Linked DNA regions of Mus musculus: region 2 is linked to region 1. A link is a loop called in an ENCODE intact Hi-C map of the cell type or tissue named here. Cell type or tissue: heart. All regions are shown on one strand. Links, peaks and the distances in the headings refer to the core of each region. The heading gives the core; the rest is flanking DNA. Region 1 holds the start of Slc1a3 (solute carrier family 1 (glial high affinity glutamate transporter), member 3). Region 2 overlaps Slc1a3 (solute carrier family 1 (glial high affinity glutamate transporter), member 3).

Evidence for each region. Peaks named below come from ENCODE experiments on the same cell type or tissue, not always from the same donor. Only the 100,000 strongest peaks of a DNase experiment are listed, where the experiment ranks them.
Region 2: a loop joins it to region 1, with 2.4 times the contacts of the local background. A loop is called at or near these places in 6 of 42 quality-filtered maps.

The regions. Positions count from the first base shown.
Region 1 is chr15:8,706,721-8,715,936 of GRCm38, forward strand. Slc1a3 (solute carrier family 1 (glial high affinity glutamate transporter), member 3) reads right to left here and starts at 4,087. Exons shown (of 10, transcript NM_148938.3): 1 at 3,619-4,087; 2 at 1,842-2,119. The coding sequence starts at 2,022. It overlaps Gm31340 (a long non-coding RNA gene), which reads left to right and starts at 4,306. Exons shown (of 5, transcript XR_383822.2): 1 at 4,306-4,352. In heart, for the core only: no CTCF peak of the experiment used is centred there; a DNase peak (open chromatin) is centred at 3,621; H3K4me3 peaks cover 2,658 bases; H3K27ac peaks cover 1,850 bases.
Region 2 is chr15:8,660,741-8,668,740 of GRCm38, forward strand. All of the region lies in intron 3 of Slc1a3 (solute carrier family 1 (glial high affinity glutamate transporter), member 3), which reads right to left. Among named protein-coding and RNA genes, the nearest start is that of Slc1a3, 46 kb to the right of the region's middle. In heart, for the core only: a CTCF peak has its summit at 3,213; a DNase peak (open chromatin) is centred at 3,171; H3K4me3 peaks cover 753 bases; H3K27ac peaks cover 4,430 bases.

The sequences.
Region 1 (9,216 bases), core at 1-8,000:
GAGACCTAATTGTAGAAGAACGAGCTCACTCTTTCCCTTGAGTTTCACTGTCAATCAATGGTAGCGTGCTGATGCTGAAGAGCTGCATCAGTAGTGATGCCTTGCTGGCTGGCCTCCACACCACAGGACATTTCCCTTCTTAGCATTTCTCATCCAAGTCAGTAATCAGCAGGGCAAGAGTAAGATGGCTCTTCTGTTAGGAGACCAGTGTTTGGCATCAGACTAACGTCGTTTCTCTTCTGCACAGAGACTCAATCCCTTTGTGAGCAGCTCCATCCATAAAATGAGGGTGTCTGTACTGTCATATCCACCATCACAAGTGTGAGCACATGAAACCCTTGGAGAGGTAGTCTATGTAAACCCTGTGATGACTATACTATCTCTAAGCTTGACAACAGCTGTGACTCAGAAAGAGACAGTGTTAAAACTCCTTTTCCTAGAATGCATTCAAAGCTGGGAACCTACTGAAGAAAGCGATTATTTTCTCTGGCTTAATCAGGACATGTCACCTTTGCATTTTTTCTACAATGAATCAGAAACTCATTAATCAACAATGACTAAGAAGGGCCAGAGCTGTTAAAATGGAATAAATCTAAAGTGTGTGGCACATTTTCCTCTCCTGATGTGTTTCTGTTTGTCACCCATAAAGTCAAGTTTCTGACAAAGTTATATCATATGTTATACAAGTTTCTTAATTTTTTTATGAAGTCATTAATTCTTTAAAATTTATGGATATCTTAGAGTGATTAAATTTTTACATGAATGTCTTTTGGAGGCAAGCTGGTAGAAATTTTATTTTAGAACTTATTATTAGTTTCTATATTTCTAGCCTAAGGATGTCTACACTGGTTGGATCAAAAATTTCAAATACTTAGGTTTTTTTTTTTTTCATCTGTATTTTTAAGGCAAGATCTGTGTTGCCTGTTAAGTAATAAACTAAAACTTCAAATAGCCGTAAACCAAGCAAACAAAAGTTTGATTAATATAGATTGCCATCAAACATGCTAAATTAGTAAGGGACTGAAATATTTTAGAAATGATGTAGCTAGCTATGGCAGGCTCCATGAGGCAATGAATGAAAGAGACCTGTGTTTGCCATCTCCCAGTTTACCTTCCCAAGTCACTGCATGAGAGCATTCAAACATAGGACAGATTTGACTTCCATTTTTAAGCACCGATACTCAGTTTCAAATCGTACTAAGGATATAATTATTATCAACGGCCCATGATTCATCTTGGGCCTCTTGTATAAATCAGTTTTAGGTAGCAGTGGTACACTGTTTTTTGTTTTTGTTTTTATTTTTTGATACAGGGTTTCTCTGTGTAGCCCTGGCTGTCCTGGAACTCACTTCGTAAACCAGACTGACCTCAAACTCAGAAATCCACCTGCCTCTGCCTCCCAAGTGCTGGGGTTAAAGGTGTGCGCCACCACCAACCTGCACAGTGGCACACTGTATAACGATAACATTTGGTCAAGTCTAGCCTACCTAGTGATTCAATTATCACTCTCTTATCCCCCAAAGGCACCGGAGAGCGTTTATCTCATTTCTGCACACAATCAATGGATGCGCAAGAGGCTTACCAACAATTCTTTTTGGTTGCCATGTGTTCAGCTTCCAACAAATGGTTTTGTTTGTTTGTTTGTTTCTGGAGAGGGGAAAAACAAAACAAAACAAACAAAACAGAAAGAAAAGCCAACTTCTTCAAATGCAGAGGAGATCCTGACCGATCAGTTGGAATACCTACAGTCAGTCTATCTGATAACACCCCCCAGGCATTCATGCATCCCAAAGAAACAGGATACAAGCTTTTGTAATGTTGGTTGAGGACAAACGACTCACCCACAATGACAGCAGTGACCGTGAGCAGAACGAAGGCATTCCGAAACAGGTAACTCTTAACATCTTCCTTGGTGAGGCTCTGAACTTTCTTCTTGGCCAGAAGTGTCCGCTTGCGGACCCCTTGCTGCAATCTCTCCATCCTGCCCCCCATCCTAGGCTCTTCTCCGTTGCTTTTGGTCATATTTTATCTTTCTAGGAATTTATCACGTCCTTGCGTGTCAGTGTCTTGCACTTGTTCCCAGAAAGTGAATTCTCCTCTTTGGTGTTAGAGAGGACAACTAGAGCGGAATAGAAAGGAAAAAAAAAGTTATAGCCTCCTGGGCTGAGCAATCGGGACCTGCTCACAGGATGGCAGACGGTGAGTTAATTGCACGAGAATTAAAAGACGGAAGAGCTTTGGTAGCAGGCCAGATTGTATGCATTTTACTGGACTATGTGTACAAAATTAACGTAAAGTTAGAATAGATGAGCAAAAAGTTGTGTTCCTTTTCCAGTTTGCTCTATCCCCTCAATGAGTAAGGGGTTCTTCAGGGTTGGATGAGACCAAGCACCCACATTTCCACTCTGTCCTCAGAGCCTAGCCAAGTGCCTCGCACAACCCACACACTCATTAAGTGCCTGGTTGAACTAAACAGAAAAATTCCACTTGAGAACTCATGTCTTGTATGCGGTTAAAGATATATAACTATGTCAAAAAAAAAAGAGCTAACTGAGATACTGACATGTAGCCATTGGCATATGTAGTGTGAGTCTTTGGTTTCATTTATTGACTTCACAAAGAAAGAAACATGAGCCAATTAACTTGTAAATACGGCCATAAAAAGAACACAAGTGCCCAGGTGACAGTAGAAATGCAATTGAGGCTTTTACAGGGAAACCTTTCCTGTGAAGTTAGCATATTGCCCTGGGCACATCTATAAATGATCTAAAATCACAATCCATTTTCATATCATTAGAAGGTAGGAGCATGAAGCACCATCTGTGTTCAGGGCAAACCCGCAAGCCATGCGAGGAGGAGACCTTCACTGCTGTCTCCGTATTTTGAAATTTAGGATTTTGGGGATAGAGGAGGAGAGAAGCCAGCTTTCATTCCAAACATTACAGCGTGTGGTTTCTGGTTTCTTTAAAGTGCTCTTAGGTTATTTAAATACAAACGCCTAACCATTTTCCTTGCTGGCAATCAAGGGCTTCCTCCTGCCGCTGTACATGAATCCTAAGCCCTAGACTTTGGCGATGATCAGCAGCGCCTGTGGACGTGTGTATCTGGCAGAGTCGGAGCCAGCGTGTGCATCTGTGGGGGAGGTAGCTGCAACTCGCAGGCTTTCGGTAAATCCAAGGTTGGAAAAAAAAAGACTTAAGAGTTTTGACTTTTAAATAAAATTGTAGGTTGAGATCATTGATAGTAAGACCTGCAGTGTATTTAATACTTTACACTAGATTAAAAGTTTAAAGAGGGGGGATAAAGAGAGGAGAGTCCAGATTTTTTTTAAACTAATAATTCTGATGTCCTTAACCCGCCAGTTCCCCTTAAAGTACACCCGTTCAATCTTGATTTTTATTCTAGATCTCGAACGTCCGTCTACTCCCCCACCCCCAACCTCGATCGACTGAATTTCAAACCCAGAGAGGACTGGGCTTGCATAGTTAGCACACGCCGGCTGCTCTCGGTCCGAACAGGACCTTACCTACCAATATGGCTAGCTTTACTCCGGCGCTCAGCAAACAGAAAAGTGGGACGCAAAACTGAGCCCCGCGGGCTACAGAAGGCTGCGCTTACCTTTTCTGACTCTGGGATGGGAGGAAGACACCCCGGGCTACGTGGAGGTGAATTCCCCAGCAGGTAGCTCGGAGTAACAGCTTAGCGAGCGGCGGAGCAGGCTGGCCCTGACAACATGCATGTGCTCTGAAACCGCCACTTACTATCAGGCAACTTAAGAAAAGAGGAGGAGCCTGTACTGGGGAAAGGGGGAGTGGGAAAATGAAAACAGCAGGAGGAGGGGGGAGCCCGAGCTCCCCGGAATATTGATTAATCTTGGCACCACAGAAGCACGCTTTATGGCTTTGTTTTGCTCCGTAGACCACGTTCACGCCTTGTTAGTTCACTTATATTAGAAACGCAAAATCAGGACCTGAGAGAATCGAAAACTAAAGCGCTCACACACATGGACGCTGGAAGTCCGGATTAGAACGTCTGGGAGACTTCTCCAAGGCCACGTTTAATTACCTCATTTCAGGTTGCCTCCCCTTCAGGGGACGTCAGAGGGTGTTCTTTTGCCTGCTCACACAACTGTTGTAGCACCCCACCCCTTTAGCATTGGGGACATAACTGAAATTTCTTGGAAGGATCCTGAATACAATTAAGTATAGAGAGGAGAATGCTTACTGCCGCCCTCTCAACTTGTATAAAGTTACTCAAAACACAAGGTGAGACATGCCCCTGTTTTACAGTTTAAAACTCCAATATAAGGAATCTGATTGGGCTCTGGCTGCCTGCTCTGCGGACAGAAAAAGGTAAGAAACACAAAAAAATCAGGATCGCTGCCAAACTAGAAAGTAAACTCTGTTTTAAGACCAAGAGTGCAGATGCACACTCATGACTTCCAAAGGTAAGCTATTCAATTGCTTCCGTTTAAAGAATGCTGAGTGCCCCCATCCCCGTTTTCAGGAGTTAGAAAGTTCTCTTGGTTTTTGTTTTCTTGTTCTTTCTCTCTCTCCTTTTCTGTTCTCTTCCTCCATCTCTCTCTCTCTCTCTCTCTCTCTCTCTCTCTCTCTCTCTCTCTCTCTCTCTTTCTCTCTCTTCCTTCCTGTGTGTGTGTGTGTGTGTGTGTGTGTGTGTGTGTGGTGTATAGTTGGCTGGTTAGTTGGGTTTTGGGTTTTCAAGACAGGATTTCTCTGTGTAGCTCTGGCTGTCCTGGAACCAACTCTGCAGACCGAATTGGCCTTGAACTCAAAGATCCACCTGCCTGTCCCTGCCTTGCAAGTGCTAGGACTAAAGGTGTGTGCCACCATACCTAGCTTTTTGCCATTTTTCTTAAAAGGAAAACGGACTGCACAAATATACAACCTGCAAGTTAAAAAAGGAGTTGTTGAGAGTGACTTACCCCTCTCTCCTCAGTTTTAAGAACTTGTTGAGGTGAAGGAAAACGGCTCACTAGAAACATGAAAACACACCCAAGATCACAGCCCACATTCTATTTGCTGGTTCCCTAAGATCCCCACGCAAAGTCTGCTCAGTTTTCGTGTCTGTCATCCAAACACCAAAATATGTCATTTTGTTCCTCATTAGCAAATCCAGGGAGCTATGTTTTAAAAAAAAAAAAAAAAGTTCCCTGCCAGACTTAATTGTTCATGTATGTGCTTTGGAACAGCTGCTAGTTGGAAAGTAATGGTTGGTTGTAAGAGTGCCTGACCTGTCAAATTAGCAGCAATTGTAACAACTTCCTACCATAACACTACTTTAACAATTTAATGAGAATCTTCGGTCTCTTGTCAGCCTCAGCCCTCCGTGATCTTTTCTTTCCTCTTGTCCCTCAGATCCCTTAGCATCTGCATTCGATTGCTTAACACTTAATTATGTGCTGCCTTGGCCCTGTGCCCTTGATTCCCAGATCAGGTCAAGTCGGGGCTTCTCAACTCAATGATAAGTTCTTTGAGGGCAAGAGTCTGTCTTGGGCCTGATAAACAGCGAGCATTAAGCAACTCTGAAGACCGGCAGATATAATCTAAGAGATCAGATCAGATCCCTTGTTTACCACTTCCTGTGATAAACCGAAGCTCCTTGTTCCCTGTTGCTACCTCAGATGTGCATAGACCCTCATCTCAACCTGAGCCATGCCTTTGTCACGACTATGATTTGGTTTTTTTTTCCCCCTGTATATGATTTGCACTTTAAGGGTACTGGAAAGAGAAACAGGACACTTTTAAGTGGAGTCTCAGTGACACTCAAATCAATAACATTTCTGCTTTACCTTGCTCACTTTCCAAACCCAGCAAAAAAGAAGGAGGGGAAGGGGGGCCGACAAACCATTCTGGTTAGCACAGAGGAGAGCCTGTCTGGGTTTTCTCCCTTCCTCCACCCCTTCCCCTTTGGAAATCCCTACACTCTGGCTATTACCATTTTACTATTTCAATTTGTGCAAAAAACATAGGAGTCTGGTGTTCATAGAGAAAGGAAGTAATTCTCCCTTGGAAATTGTGTTGGTTGCAATAAAACCTAATGGGGGGACTGAGATGCAAAGAGTCTCAGTTCAGAGCTCATACGAAGTGCAAGGTTTGAGTCTGGGCCCAGTATTGGGAATTACTTCTTCTGCATGTACTTAAGAAAACAAAACAAAACTATAGCAGTAATGCCCTGGGGGGCAACCTGATTTGTTCTGGGTACTTCCCCCACTGCCCCCTGTACTTTAGAAGCAGGAACTTGGACTTGAAGCAGGACCGTTGAACTTGGAAATGATTTCTCTGCCTCTCCCTCTTCAAAGAAGCACCAAATAAATGAAAGACCAAAACCATTATGAACCGAAAGTTGTATTACATGTCAAGTACTCAGATTCTGGGCACGGAGTTCTGGAAGCTTTTGCACTGGAGTTGCAGATGAAAGCAAAGTAAACCCCACAAACACACACACGCACACACACACACACACACACATACACACACACACACACACATACACACACACACACACACACACACACAAACACACACACATACACACACACATACACACACACACATACACACAAACACACGCGCACACACACACATACATACACACACACACACACACACACACACACACACACACTCGTGGCAAACGCTGTTCCCTTTTGAGAAGAGCAGCCAACTTTTTTCTTTTGAGCATGTGAAGGCAACCTGTGGTTTAGGTAAATTCTTTCTCCTGGGAAAAACAGGACAGTAAAGCAGCAAAGCAATCCACCTATAAATGAGTCCCACCCGCACCCCGTTACCTGTCTGTCGGGCAGCAGGAGTGACCATGACCATAAGTACTAAGACGTCTACACAACTGTCAGACTGGAGAGCCCACAGTCTAACTCTAGGGAAATGGGAAGGACCTGACTTACTCTCAGTGTGTAAATGTAGACCAGACAGAGAGAGCAGGGGAAGATGCACGGATGAGCGTAGATGGTCTTTTAGTTTGCTGTATACATACATACATACATGCATACATACATACATACATACATACATACCCCAGAAATATCTGTAGTGAACCCCCAGGGTTGTTGTGTTTTTAACTGACTGGATTTGATTTTTAAATCCTACGAGGACTTAAAAGTGCAACTGTGTTAACTGTGGAGGTTAATAGGTTTATAGTGTTTGTTGGTTTATGTGTTCAGTCAACCAACACGAAGCAATCACTGTGATTCAAGCATTGGTTTCTTTCATAACCACACATCCATAAACATTATGCAGCAGACCAGAGAGTGTTATGGGGATTCTGTAGGGAGCCCTATTAGCCAGTTTGCTAATGAGATTGAGAGCAAGATGAGGAACTGAGCTATGTGGATTCCTGCTCGATGTGCAGTCATGGGGCCCCATGGCAAATTTAACATGTGACATTGTGGGTAGGATGGAGATTCCTTCTGGGGAAGAGGCAAGAGTGTCCCAAAGCATCATACTGGATATGTAGTGAGTTCCAGGCTGGCCTAGGCCATAGAATAAGACCCAGTGTCAACTTCATTCTCTCAAAAGAACTTGAACTATGCTTTTAAGTAGTAGGAGCCATGAGAAATTAGCACAGGTGTAATTTTGATTTTAGATAGTGTTATGGTTTGTATATGCTCAGCCCAAGGAGTGTCACTATTAGAAGGTGTGGCCCTTTTAGAGTAGTTGTGTCACTGTGGGTATGGGTTATATGACCCTCATTCTAGCTGCCTGTGAGTCAGTATTCTGCTAGCAGCCTTCAGATGAAGCTGTAGACCTCTCAGGTCTGCCTGCACCATGCCTGCCTGGATGCTGCCATGTTCCCACCTTGATGGCAATGGACAGAACCTCTGAACCTGAAAGCCAGTCCCATTTAAATGTTGTCCTTATAAGAGTTGCCTTGGTCATGGTGTCTGTTCACAGAAGGAAAACCCTAACTAAGACACATAGGATCTAAAGCAACTCTTAATGAGCAACTCTTGAGTTAGAAAGCTGAAAAAACTAACACCACCAAAAGAGGGTTCATGTTCATGAAAGCTGGCATTCTGCTGAGGAATGTGGGACGCTCACAACACCATGGCTTTGAAGGCATCAGTAATGAGGAGTTACAGCCCCTTCCTAGGAATGCTTTCTCTTCAGGCCAATGGCCTGCCTGTCTCACTCTTTTCTATTACAGCACGTGTCTCTGGCAGAGTCTAAAGGTTTGACCTCTTATGGGCTTTCAGAAGAGGTCAGAGCAAAGGTAGGGATCCAGAGAACCCTTACATAAGGGAGAAAATGAAAAAGAGGAGAAATCCCTAAAACAGATATTCAAGCAGAAAGAAGTTACAAATTACAATTTTTTTAAATTACAAAGTAGCTAAGAATTGGACTTAATCAGGACTTTAAGAAAGCTCCGATATGAAAGCTAGAAGGGGTCTGCCTGTAGTGCAGATTCCATCATTGCTATTAATATTACTTGTATTAGAAGGTACATTTTCAGGCTGGAGACATGGCTCAGCGGGTATGAGCACCGACTGCTCTTCCAGAGGTCCTGAGTTCAATTCCCAGCAACCACATGGTGGCTCACAACCATCTGTAATGGGATCCGATGTCCTCTTCTGGTGTGTCTGAAGACAGCAACAATGTGCTTGTATAAATAAAAATCTTTTAAAAGGAAGAAAAGAAAAATGAAAGTGCATTTTCCTCAGTTGCATAAACAAGCCATATTTCTATAGCACTGGAGTCTTGGTTTATAGGGAAAGAGCATGAAACAGCAAATGCCAACCGTAGTAGTAATTTTTTTTTTCCCCTGAGACAGGGTTTCTCTGTATAGCTCTGGCTGTCCTGGAACTTACTCTATAGACCAGGTTGGCCTCGAGCTGGGTAATAATTTTTAAAATAGGGTTTCCTAGCTATGTTAGTCTTTTTTTTTTACTTTTGTTTTGTGTGCTTGTGGGGACTGTGGAGGCCAGAGGGCATCAGACCCCCTGGACTTGGAGTTACAGGCAGTTGGGAAGCACCTGATGTGGGTGCTATGAACCCAACTCTGATCCTCAGAAGGAACAACAAATGCACTTAACATCATCTGTGTTGCTTTGCATGAAAATGGCCCCATAGGTTCAGAGAGAGTGGCACTATTAGGAGGTGTGGCCTTGTTAGAGTAGGTGTGGCCTTGTTGGAGAAAATTTGCCACTGGGGGGGGGGGGTGGGCTTTGAGGTTTTAGATGCT
Region 2 (8,000 bases), core at 1-8,000, 46 kb before region 1:
TCGAAACGGGCCTGACGTTCAAGTTCATAGCCCAAGTGTGAAATTAGGAATTTTTAAAAGATGCATTAAGAAAAAAACAAAAAACCAATCAGAATAAACCTGGCTCATCTATTTCCAGTTAAGTTTAAAATCCAGACCAGGTGGAGCTGGTCTCTAGGTTCTCCCAGCATCCCTCAGTCCCTACCTGATCCAGGGTGTGGCTAGCATACCCCACTCTTCTGCCTTTCACCTAAAGGCTCTTCCCTATATAATCCAGACCATTTGGTTGCCTGTCCTTTTTTGTACCTTTGGCATCCTGGTTGCTGTATTTGATTCCCCTCTCTCCTTTCCCTTTCCAATCTCCCCACATGGTTCAGGGGCATGTCCACTCTGGCTATGCTGTCCCACATATCTATGATAAACTTCCTCCTCCACCATACCTAGGAGCAGATATATGTCCTTCCCTTTTTCGTTCATCGGATTCCAAAACCTGGATGAGAGGACACTTACTGAGTAAGTGGTGAGAGACAGACGTTTAGATAAGGTGGGGGAAAGAAGCAGCTGAAGAGGAGGACTCTAGGATCAAATTTGGTGGCTAGAAAAGCCAGATCTTCAGGAGTCATCCCTCCAGGGAGCACCGGCATTGTGAGCAGCCAATGCCTGGGTGGGACCACTGTGAGCATGCCCAGCATCAGTACCAGAGCCACAGCCTTGGTGACTTCAGGCAAAGCATCCTCAAACCTATCTCAAAGGTGCCTCCCCTCCTACACATGGGTCCTGGGGAACTGCTCTCTGCACACCTGACCCACAGCTATGATGAACTCCAGATGTTGCAGTCATGGCTGCTGATGGATTACTATGGAAAACCCGAGGCCCTTGCTGTAACAAGTAGGGACTGAAGGATGCTGGGAGAACCTGGAGGCCAAGTCCACTTTGATGTGTTTGCACCCTCTTGTTCTGGGTGTGAACCTTAGCATCTCCTAAATTAAATATGAATCTCATTTACTCTTTAAAAGAATACATTTAAAAGCTAAATTCAACTTCCCCTTCCGATCAGCTGGAATGTGCCAAATTCAGGCTTTGGGGATGGAACTAGGGCTGGGGAGGGGAGAAAAAAGAGTGTGTGGAGAAAAGAGATGGAAAGAGAGAAAAGAGAAAAGACAGACGGTGAAACTAAAAGGCAGAGGAACAAAGAACGTAGAGGAGGGAAGTTCAGTGAGTGCCTTATCTTGGTGCTGCTTCTTGGCTGTGGCCAACACAACTCCCTTTTGGTTCTGATTAGCTTTCTCAGCATTTAAAAGCTCATTGATTGTTCATATCTAATCTATACACCCAGGGGCTCAGAGATTATGTTCCCCCAGCTACCTTAGCCAAACAATAAAGCAATATCAGTCACGATGTAAAACAGCCCTCGAGTCTGGAGCCAGTCAGCCTTTCCCATCTCTGTCTTTGGTGTAGTGTGACCGTTTTCCCCCTGGTAACAGGAAAAGCCGTGGGTTTGACCTAGGCACAAGGATAACAATGGATTGGCATCTCCTGATAAGTTCTTCCAGCAGAGGCCAACACTTTCACAACTTCATGCCTTCTCCAGAAGGGAGCTGCTTCTGTGGTTGCTGCTTGCAGACCCCCACCCCCCGTCTGCCCACCGCTTTCCTGTTTCAAAGGCTTCTCAAGGGGTGGTTAGGATTTCTAAAAAAAAACTTCCAGAGAAGAAAATTGGACAGTTCTTGACATTAAACTATATTCATTACCAGGGATACTAGGAATGATCCAAGATCACTATGTAACCCTAGCTGCCCTGAACTCACTATGTAACACAGGCTGCTTCAAACATGCCTCAATAAGCTCCATTTATTAACTACCAATAAACCAGATATCTAGAAAGAAAAAAAAACATAGAAGTGACATTTAGTTGACTTGACAGTGATAATGTACGGGGCTGGTCGGTAGAAAAAAATTAACTTAGCTCAGAATGTAGGAGTAAGGGTGGATGTTGAGGTAGCTACCAGAAGTGCACTGGGGGGTACTGTGGTAAAGAAAGAATATGGGGCTTACAAGCAAGGTAAAAGAAACAAGAGGCAAACATGGACTTTAAATGAATGAGTCGGGGCTGTGGCTGGCCCACTACAATAATAAAATGAGTTGAAGTGGCAAAGTTGTATCAATAACATCTTTCTCTTTCTAGGGTGGTGGTCACTGTTGGAAGAATCTTTTTGATTATTCATGCTTTACTTCCTCATGAAGCATCTCAGGTGAAAGGCTTGTCTTGTCTGTGGCGGCTACCAACTCCCCAGCTCTGAAACACTACATCGCCTGGGCAGTTTTGATTAAAAACAAAACAACATCCAAGCATTGCTTAAGAACACCTGAAACCCTCTGAGGCGCACTTTCGCTCTGGAAGCAGCTAGAGGAAGTCTGACCCACGCCCACCAGGCGAATGTGGCCATCTGTCCTCTTGACTAAATACCCTTCTCTAAGGGTTGCTGCGTGTCACTACTTCCCAAGGCTCATTGACTGCCATGCCTTTCCCATCTGCAGTCCGTGTCCTCACGCTCTGTCCTAAGTTTTTCACAGGTCATTTCCCCACTTGGGCTTACCCTGAACAGACAGCCTGGACTGCTCAGTATTCCCCGGCTATGCCTTTGAGTTTTCCTGTCTCTGCATCTTTGCTTCCAAGGCTTCCTCATTTCCTGTACAAACCCTACAGCCACCCCAGCCCCATATTCCCACAGCACATTCTTTGTACTGCTTGCTTTCCTAGTTTGCTTTGTTTTACGGTCATGCGCCTACCTGTCTGGCTCTCTCCCATTCTATTCCCAAGTCCTTGAGGTTAGAGACCAGCAACGATTCTTCCCAGCAATATTGCCTGCACTAGTTAGCATGCTGCCGGCTCGGAAACAGGAGCCCCCATAAACGTATCTTGGACTGGATTCAACACCCTCTTAATAGCTACTCTGCATTGTCAAAGTCCCCACTGAATGCGCTTGGAATCCGGCGTGTTACTCCCGACTCAGTGTGACCACCGCAGAGGCAGAGTGAACTATTAATATTTCTACTGAGGAAGCACACAGCTATATTCATCCCTTTTTAGCCATCACTTCCTACTGTTGGTTCGTATTAAAGCTTTTAGTCCCAGGAGCTGCGGCCAAGCTCAGTGGCTCCCATCCTGTAATTGCGCAACTGCCTTTTGAATCTAAAAGTAGAAGCGAACATCCCTCGCCTGCTGCACTTGGTCCTGTTGGTCTCCATCCAGCATTGCAGCCTATTGAAGCAGATTTCATTGTGAGTGCAGGCAGTGCTGTGAAAGCCTATGGGGGAGGGGGCCTGTGGCATCTGAGACACCAGCAAGTGCTTCCCATGTCTTCAAGTTGTTGATGAAATAAGGAACAGGATGGGTTTTTTTTTTTTCCTGGGGAAAGTACGCACAGGGCATTTTTACAAGGGATGGCTCCAGGTTAACATGAAACTTTAAATACTCGAGATATAAATGTCCAGTTGTGTTAAAATCTAGATCGCTGCTTCTTTGATATTGCTTATTTCTTTATTTGTTAGGGATAGGGTCTCATTATGTAGCCCTGACTGTCCTGAGCTCATTATGTAGCCGAGGCTGGCTCTACACGTGCCTCAGTCTTTCTGTGTCCACCTCCTGAGCTGAAGGGATTAAAGGGATGGGCCACTGCATCTGATCACATCACTGTCTGTATCCAACCCTGCCTCACTGATAAAGATATTAGGGAAGATTTTACATGCTTCAGAATAGCCAAAGCAAAATTTTATCAGGAAGCTCACAACCAAAAATCACTGTGGTAAAGGAGTGTGTTTTAAAAGATAGAAACAATTCTCATGGTACAAAAGCTATTACAAGATGTTTTGTGGGGAAAAAAAAGAGTTAAGGTGGAGAGTATAACTTTAGGAAATAACTTCTGTAAGAGTATCTTAGCGTATATGCTAAGCAAGTATTCGAGTTTAGTAGCTGGTACATCATTTATACTCAATAGCTGCTAGCAATTGTGCCAGATTAAACTGTAATGCCACCCATCAATCAGGACAAACCTATAGTGACAAAAATCGTTTTACCAGATTAAGGAGGACATTTGAGTGATCTGTAGAGATTGGAGTGGTCTGAATGACAATGACCACATGGTTCAACATCAGTATCTTCAGCTTTGAGCAACTCATCACATAATCATTGAGCTTGAAGTTATTTTATTTTATATTTCATTTTATTTTATATTTTATTTTTGGTGCTGGGCATAGATCCCAGAGCTGAGAACAAGTTGTAGCAAGCAGTACTGTACAGTCACATTCCTAATTTCGCCCTTGTTTTAATGCAAGTGCAACTGAGTTACAGAGAACATAAACCCACAGGGAATCCACAAACACCCTTGGAACCCAAGTCTATCATCAGGAAGCCCAAATTAGCCATCTTAAACTGGGGCTAAGTTAGAGTCGAGGCCCTCCTGGTTTGGCAAACGGTTCCAATGACCCCAAAAGGCTCACTGGTATACAAAATGACACTATTTGTTACTGGTACGGCCAGGACTGAATGAAAGCTTCATGGTCCTTTGCTAGCACAAGTCAGCTTAAGGCTGTTCTTAAAGTTACTAAAGTGAATATTAATGTGGTTAATGTACTAGTTACATTAACAACAACAACAATGTAAATCTCCCCATCTTTCAAAGTCATGTGCTTTCTTGACAAATTCCCTTTCCCTTTCATTTTCTCTTCCTTTTTTTCTTTTTCTTTTAAAAAACTCTAATGTGTAGGGAGCAGCATCCACACGCTGCATTGAGCAGGACTGAAAACCCTGGAGAAACACACAAGTTGCTATCTCTGAAACTTTCCAGCAGTGGCCAGTGGGGATGCCAGGAGGACCTGGGCCACGGCTAAAATAAATAGTGCTCTCTCGGCTGACTCTACATGTCAGTATGAAAAGGTCTTGTGCTTGACACTTTCCACCAAGAAAGGCAAAAGGGGTTTTGAAGTTTGTGTTCACGGTGCTAAAACAGAATCTAAGAGTATTCCTTCTCACTGACAATAGCCCAGACTCAGGTAAAGAAAGGCGGCTTGAAGTCTAGGTCTCCACCAAGTCTACCTCCCCAAGCAGGGAGTCTTTCCAATGCTCACACCACTACTCTGATTACTCGGCATCTTGCCAGGAGAGTTGGATATTGAGTGAATGAATAGCCTAAGCTAGGCATGAACACGCACGCTGTCGCTGACGCAACTATTTATGGCATGCCCCAGTGCCCAAAAAGAGCTCTAAATGTGAAAATGGCTTCCACAACCAGTCATGGCTGAGTCTAGTATAGAACTAGTCTGGTAGCCGCTAAGTTTATCTTCTTAAAAACTCAAGCAAGGATTACCAAAAATAAGCCACTCACGGTGGCCTGCATGTTCTCTGGACTTCTCACTGGGCCTCAGTTCAACGTTTCCGATGTCAACATCTTGTCTCCAGACCTTGGAGGCAAAGGTTAAGCAGTGTCCTGCCTCCTCTCATCAGCATCTTGCCAGAGGAGTTGGATATTGAGTGAATGAATAGCCTCAGCTAGGCAGTTGCTGCGGGGCAAGACTCAGAGCGCCAACGCAGTACAGGATGGAAAGGAAGGAAGCATGAACGTACATGCTGTCACTGTCCCAACTATTTACAGTAATGTTCAGTGAAAGCCCAGAGCTATGAAAGGTTTGACAGGGAAGTAAAGGAAATGCTGTTAGGTCACGCCGCCGAGAGCCATGTCAACCATTCATGGGAAGTTATGGTACTTTGTAAATCTTCTCCGGGATGCTGTGGGTAATCTTTCAAAAAAGCATAAACACCAACTATCTTAATTAAATTGGGAGGTGGAAGAGAGACCAATGGGGTGTCAATGAATGTGAAATCAGATCATAGGCAGCCAGATGAGCCTTAAGTCTTGTTTTGAGGCATAAGGACTTTCTCACTGCACAAACCACTGCGTTTTCTATGTACCTGAACAATTTGGGGGTGTGCTTCTCAGCCGCTCCTGAAGGGCCCCCAGAGTCTCTCCAGAGCAGATTCTGAGTGTTCTGAGGTTAAGTGAATGAAGAAGAAGGTATCATCATTTTCCATATTCGTAGCTAAGCCTCCTTGGCTCATTTGGGATGTATGCGTGTATTCTGTCTATTGGCCCCACTTACTGGCTGCTAGCTGTGGAGGCAATTGACAGAAAGCAACATAGTGTGTGTGCTTTCAAAGCTTGAGCACTCTGAGGAGTACAGAGGTCTTGCCAGATCTGTTTCACAGGGGGTGAGGTTGAGAAAGGCTTCTCCTTGTGGCAGGAAAACAGAGGGGACCCAGAGAAGGGGACTTGGAGCTAAAAAGGTATAAGTTAGTTTTGTGGCAACACTCCTGGGATCAGCTGGGAAAGCTCACCTCAAGAGAAGGAGTGTTAAATCCCTTAAATGTGCCAAGTCAGATGAGTTCACCTATGCTTACAGGCAGACTGGGAGCCAAGGATTTAGCAGTGGTCTTGTCAGAATCAATGAATAAGTTAAACTGATATGAAGAGAAATAGCAGCTAAATGTATTTGTTTTTGTTTGTAAACACATGAACAAGTGAACACAGGAAAATCCTAAAGGCTGTTGAAATGTTAAATATGAGACCTAAAATAACCCAGCGTTGCTGGGGGGAGGGGGGGGACACAGGGGGGGGTGCTAGCATCTCTCACAACACCTAGCATCTGCTCACATCTAGTATGAGCCATCTTCTAGGGGAAGGGCATAAAAGAATAGAAAGCAGCCTCAGAGGAGTGTGCGGCTGGGGGAACCTGCTCCCTCACTGCAAACATATTTACAAAAGGGCTTGTTGGGGGAATCCGTTCCTGAGCAAGCATGCTCAGTTAGGATCAAGAGGTGTGGGGAAACTTGAGGAGGCCATCTTAGAAAATGAATAAAGAGGCCAAAGAGATTGAACTTGCGTTCTCACACAGCTTTTCAAAGCTGCGCCCCTGCTCTCCAGCAGAGGCTACAGCTTAGAGCAGCCATATTAATTTCTTCGGGTCAACTCTTGGAGGTATTAATTTTATTCTGGGGTCTGGAAAAGGGTGTGTGCGTAACTTTCCTAAGAGCTATTCCTGGTAAAAAGCTCCTTGCTTTGTGCGCTTCCATTCTACGGTGACTTGGGAAGAAGCCATGCGTGGTACAGCAATGTTACCGACCCATAGCTATATCGGGTTACTTCCTTTTTTCACTGAACATTCAGGCCCAGTTCTTGCTCTGTGGGGAACTATGGGAACTCTCTGGAGGCCTAGAGAAGATGTGAGTCTGGTGCTTTGTGTCTGTAACTGTATACCTGTGAGTGATGCGCGGGAAGAAAAGAACACGCTAATCACGCGTTGTTCTATTTTTAAGCGATTGTACTCAGCTCTGGGAGAGGGAACGCTGACCTTTCTCCCCTTGAAAGTTACTGAGAGCTGGCTACTATGTTGTAGTGTAAATGTAGCTCCCAAACTCTGAGGACTCGTAGTCCTAGGTACTGAGGGAGACCAAATGGCGGTGGTGGTGCTGGGGAGAGCGTGTTCACCCATGCGTGTGCGTGCCCGCTCTAGTTGGGGCTGCGATGCCAAAATATTTCTTCGCGTCCAAAAAGGCCTGTCAGAGAGGCGAACTAACTGGCAAACAGAAAACTTCCGTGTCATGCTTACTGTTCTCACGGCAGGCTGACACAGTCATGTATCCTAGGGCGGATTGCATGCCACAGCTTTAAGCGGACATTCCACCAATATTAACTAAAAGATTGAGTCAGTGAATCTTTCCAGGAAAGCACTACAAAGCTTTCTGCCTGTTGGAAGAGAGGGAGGGAAGAAGGGAGGATGGAAGGAAGAAAATTCAACTGCATAAATTGGCAGTAGGATATAATATCTTAAGTTAAGGGTCTCTCCCTCTCCCTACCCCCCTCCCCGTCCCTCCCTCCCTCTCCTACACTGGTAGTGTAGTACCAGACCTGGGAAAATTAAGACCTTCTCTTCCCAAAAGCACCTCTGTAAACTCCTATGCAGTATAG